2 separate regions of the Homo sapiens genome follow, and region 2 is linked to region 1. The links are chromatin loops, found by intact Hi-C in ENCODE. Cell type or tissue: K562. All regions are shown on one strand. Links, peaks and the distances in the headings refer to the core of each region. The heading gives the core; the rest is flanking DNA.

Evidence for each region. Peaks named below come from ENCODE experiments on the same cell type or tissue, not always from the same donor. Only the 100,000 strongest peaks of a DNase experiment are listed, where the experiment ranks them.
Region 2: it touches region 1 in a loop (2.8-fold over the local background); 12 of 110 quality-filtered maps call a loop at or near these places.

What each region holds. Positions count from the first base shown.
Region 1 is chr10:35,251,185-35,254,002 of GRCh38, forward strand. It overlaps a transcript of CCNY not described here. Among named protein-coding and RNA genes, the nearest start is that of LINC02634, 7.9 kb to the left of the region's middle. In K562, for the core only: a CTCF peak has its summit at 1,517; no DNase peak of the experiment used is centred there.
Region 2 is chr10:35,330,808-35,333,625 of GRCh38, forward strand. The region is part of intron 2 of CCNY-AS1 (CCNY antisense RNA 1); the gene reads right to left. It also overlaps a transcript of CCNY not described here. Among named protein-coding and RNA genes, the nearest start is that of CCNY-AS1, 4.2 kb to the right of the region's middle. RefSeq lists an enhancer at 1,434-1,728. In K562, for the core only: no CTCF peak of the experiment used is centred there; a DNase peak (open chromatin) is centred at 1,543.

The DNA of each region.
Region 1 (2,818 bases), core at 103-2,602:
TGGGGAGTTTGAGACCAGCCCAGGCAATATAGTGAAACCACATCTCGACAAAAATAAATAAAGGCTATTTTAAATATAATGTTACATACATATGAGCAAATATAATATTAAATTCCTTAGTGTTATTGGTGTCTGAATCCAATACAAAATGTACAAATGAAATACAAACAAAACTATAAAACTAATAAAAATTAAAATTGGCAGCACAGATGAGACAGATGGTGTTGTTTGCTGAAACTAAATTGCTCATGTTAGGTTTATAGTAGTAGAAAGATGTAGCTTCAGGTGCACTTTTATTTTTGATTAAAGTAACATGACTGCAGATAAGGTTTTGTTTGCTAAATTGGAATAATTAGACTTCATACTTAACCAAACTTTCCCTAGCAAGCAATCCTTCAATGTCACTTTTTTTTTTTTTTTTTGAGACGGGATCTCGCTCTGTCATGCAGGCTGGAAGACAGTGGTACAATCACAGCTCACTGCAGCCTTGATCTCATGGGCTTAAGAGATCCTCCCACCTCAACCTCTCGAGTAGCTGGGACTACAGGCATGAGCCACCACTCCTGGTTAATTTTTGTACTTTTTGTAGAGATGGAGTTTCATTATGTTGCCCGGGCTGGTCTTGAACCCCTGGGTGCAAGTGATCTGCCTGTTTCGGCGGCCCAAACTGCTAGGATTGCAGGCATCAGCCACTGTGGCCAGCCTTCAACACAACTTTTAATGACATTTTTCTGCAACTTTCAGACACCTACAGCCCTCTAGAGGAGGTGCTTTTCTATTTTCTGCAAAGAACAAGATAGTAAATATTTATAGGCTTTGTAGACTAACAGGCAAATTAAGGTATTATATAGGTACTTACAAAACAAGGAAATGTGTTTTTCACACAAGATACTGCTGGACACTGATATCAATCCTAGCATAAGATTTTAATTGTCTATATTCATTGCTTGAGGGCATTTATAGAATTTTATTATATTCTTTCTTTGATATTTGCCTTTTAACACATTACTACACTGCAGATTAATCATTTCCCCTCAAAGGTTATGTAGAGGCTCCTCAACAGCACAGTTAAATGGGTTTTGAAATATGAGAATATCCTGGCCGGGCGCGGTGGCTCAGGCCTGTAATCCCAGCACTTTGGGAGGCCGAGGTGGGCAGATGACGAGGTCAGGAGATTGGGGCCAAACTGGCTAACATGGTGAAACCCCGTCTCTACTAAAAATACAAAAAAATTAGCCAGGCGTGGTGGCTGGCGCCTGTAGTCCCAGCTACTCGGGAGGCTGAGGCAGGAGAATGGCGTGAACCTGGGAAGCGGAGCTTGCAGTGAGCTGAGATCGCGCCACTGCACTCCAGCCTGGGTGACAGAGCAAGACTCCGTCTCAAAAAAAAAAAAAAAAAAAAAAAAAAATGAGAATATCCTTTGCACTTGCATTGAGGTATGAAAAATATTGCTGGAACAGTATTGGAAAATATATTCTCTGCAAATTTGTACTGGATGGAGATCTTGCTTCTTGTTTTACTTTTTGACAGCAGAGGGAGTAAATAAAGCGGCTTGATATTGCTTATGGTTCCAACTGCATTGTTGTCATCCAAATGACTTTATTGAATAGCAGTTTTGTATACAACCTCTGTTTCGTCTTGTAGTTTGAGTCTTAATTCATTAAGAAACATTATCAAGTCTGCAGCAGAAGCTACTTTCCAAAGCCATTCAGAATTGTAGTGGTCGCAGAAAGTCCTCATTTAGAAAAATTTGTATCTTAACTATGAGGTTAAAAAAATATTCCATACAATTTTACCACTACAAAACCATCGAACTGCTGTGTGATAGGGCAAATGAGGATATTTGCTTCTATTTATGACAAAAATTCACGGGACTGAACACTATTAAGTCCATGAGAACAAATGAAGTTCACTGCTGACACTATTGGTTGAATAACACATGATAGAGTCAAATATTTTTCACATATGTACCTGTTGATGACTAGTACAATGAATACAAAGAAGTCTTCCAACACCTTGAATTTTAAAAAAACTTTGTAAATTTGTTAAACTAGGCCTTTGTCTTCTCCACGTAATTTTTTTTGGGATAGGATCTCACTCTGTCATCTAGGCTGGAGTGCAGTTGTGCTATCACAGCTCACTATAGCATCCAGCTCCTGGGCTCAAGCGAGCCTCCTACCCTAGCCTCCTGTGTAGCTGTGACTACAGGCATGCACCAGCATGCTCACTATTTTTTTTTTTTTTTTTTTTTTTTTTTTTGTAGAGATGGGTGTGTTGTGGGGGGAGTCTCTCTTTGTTGCCTAGGCTGGTCTTGAACTTCTGACTTTAAGCCATCCTCCCACCTTGACCTCCTAAAGCATTGGGATTACAGGCATGAGCCACCACACCTGATTTTTATCACTATCCATTTTAACACATCTTAGTAGATTCCCCATGAGGGAATCTCATGGTGTTTTCTCGAGTTCTCTGAAAATATTCTCAATTATATTTATTCCATGTAGACCATTCATAGAGGCTAACATTCAGTGACTCAAACCAGGCATTGACTCCTTGAATAAACAACAACTGAATAGTGTTGGAAATACCTGTTGAGTCATTAGAAGCCAAGGAAAATCACTCAAAATCATTTGCATTGTTTTAAAATTGGCTATTGATGTTGCTCTCAATATCCTCAACTGTTTGAGCAACTGTTTTTTTTTTTTTTTTTTTGAGACGGAGTCTCACTCTGTCGCCCAGGCTGGAGTGTAGTGGTGTGATCTCGGCTCACTGCAACCTCTGCCTCCCGGGTTCACGCCATTCTCCTGCCTCAGCCTCCTGA
Region 2 (2,818 bases), core at 210-2,709, 80 kb after region 1:
TGCAGTGGCAACATCTCAGCTCACTGCAAACCTCCACCTCCTGGGTTCAAGCAGTTCTCCCTCCTCAGCCTCCTGAGTAGCTGGGATTACAGGCATGCGGCACGGCCATGCCCGGCTAATTTTTGTATGTTTAGTAGAGACGGGGTTTTGCCATGTTGGCCAGGCTGGTCTTGAACTCTCGACCTCAGGTGATCCACTGCCTTGGCCTCCCAAAGTGCTAGGATTACAGGCGTGAGCCACTGCGCCTGGCTAGAGGTAGCCTCTTTAGAGAGCTTTTCTGGAAGCGTCCACTCACATCTTATTGGCCAGACTTAGTCCTGTGGCCAGCTGTCATCTTTGAGCTGGGCATACTGCTGTTCCTCACAAAACAGGCCTTGAAACTATGGGAGATGGGAGAACAGCCATTGGGGAGCACAGTAGCCACCTCTCTCACTTCCAACTTATGCCTGACCCTGCTAGATGCTACACTTTGCCTGCTCACAGGTACATCCTAGTTCTCAAGGATCCCACATATATATACCATTTCTCTTCTTGAAAAGTATGGAAGGATAAAGAAGGTAGAGTTCGACAAGACAGAGCCTGGGCTTCCTAAGGCCATTTAGTCTGGGGACAAATGGTGAACTTGCAGTGGTGAGGTAGATAAATCAGTTTCCAAGTGGGCTTTCTCCCAGATGCCAGAGACCCTGGCTGTCCCTGTTTCATCATGCATTCCATCAACAAATGATTTACTTAGGAAAAAATATGGGGCACAAGTGCTACCCTCCCTCACTCGTTCCCTCATGGTGGCTCCCTTCTCGGCTAAGCTGGAACATGACCTCAGAATCCTCAACACAACGTCCCTGGCAGTTACTCTGGTCCAAAAGACTTGACACTACTACTTAAAACTATTAGCCATCCTTATTTCTTGTGGGAATTTTTATTTGGACGCACAATTTCTGGGTAGTTTCTAATTTCATATAAATATATTTCTCATGGTGGAATTTTAGGTATATGCCCAGGCGATAAATGTAGGTATTTATAGGCGGCAGGCTTTGCATTTCTCAGATTTCACCACTCAGTGGCTGTAATCACTCTCATTGCTGGAAACTTGTTCTTGTGATTGTTTAACTTACTGGACTGTGAGTTTCTCCAGAATGGAAACTATAATCCACTTTCGTATCCTCAAGGTGCCTGGCTCAGTATACTCTCAAAAATGTTATCCAGAAATGAGTCACCTGACTTGATCAAGGTCAAGTGGCTATCAAAGTAAATACTTCCCCTGTAGCTGGTTACACTGTGGACTGCCTACTACCAAGGACAAAAGGCAGGCCTCATTTGGAGAGGAGGTCGGTGACAGGAGGAGCATCAGTAGCACAACACACAGAATGTCTTGGTTATTTCACAACTGCCTTATAAATGCTCGAGTAACCGTCATGAGAAACTGACTACCAGGTGAAAGGGCAGCCATACTCTGAGGAGACACTACAGATTTTCCTTTCCACAAAAGGTTCAGGTCCTGGGCTAACTTGGCTCAGTGTTTTCTGTGTTCCAGAAGGTGACTCAGGGAGTTGTGCAAATGACTGACTCATATTTCATGGATACGAGTATGGCTGATGTAAGACTGCAGTTATCTCCTCCTGATTCAATTAAGGTAGACTATTCTTGATTGTTTTTATCAGTAGATCTATAAATTATACAAGTTGATACTAATATTGCTTATGTTTTAAATAGTGTGGTTCCACAGAAAATTTTGTTTTTTCTGTGAGAAACAAAGCTACTATTGCTAAAAAAGTGTCAAGAGCACTGACTTAGCTATAGTTCATCTGAGTTTTTTTTGAGACGGAGTCTTGCTCTGTCACCCAGGCTGGAGTGCAGTGGCACGATCTCGGCTCACTGCAACCTCCACCTCCCGGGTTCACACCATTCTCCTGCCTCAGCCTCCCGAGCAGCTGGAGCTATAGGCGCCCACCACCACGCCTGGCTAATTTTTTGTATTTTTAATAGAGACAGGGTTTCACTGTGTTAGCCAGGATGGTCTTGATCTCCTGACCTCGTGATCCACTCACCTCAGCCTCCCAAACTGCTGGGATTACAGGTGTGAACCACCGCGCCCGGCCCACCTGAGTTTTATATTTACCTGGTTACAGTGACCAAATTCTTCAACAGTGATCATGGAGAAAGATGAGACAAAATAATTCCCAAATGATTCTTTCTGCTCAAAGACCAGGGTGGGTATGAGTAGATCCAGGTCAATTTTTTTTTTCTTTTAAGAGACAGGGTCTCACTCTGTCACCTAGGCTGGGGTACAGTGGTACAATCATAGCTCACTGCAGCCTCCTACTCCCAGACTCAAGCCATCTTCCTAATCCTCCTCAAGCTTGAGGACAGGCCTTGTTACAATGCTCAGTGTGTACCTCTCCCCTTCTCCACTCCCCTTGTCCACATTCTGGGCTAGATCCACACTCTATTGAGGAACTGTCTCTGTATTTTGATTCCCGAGTGACACAGTGTTGGAGATCCTGTGGCTAGATACACAGGTTATTTCTGCATATGGCTACTCCTCAACCTTGTTGCCTGTCTTACTCTGGTCTGAGAGCTGAACCCCACAGAAATAACAAGGCTCCCCTCATCCCTTTCTCTGAAAGATTAGTACTAGTCCTAAGTGGTTAGCTCCCAGCTTCCTTTAGGACAGAAAAAAGAGAAGGAGAGAAGTGACACTTGTTTTTTTACTCACAAAGTCTTGGAGATAGGAGGTAGGAGGTTGGGGTGGATGTAGCTTGGACTTTGGAATTAGAACCAGGTTCAAATCCCCAATTAGGACATTTCTCAGTATTTTGAT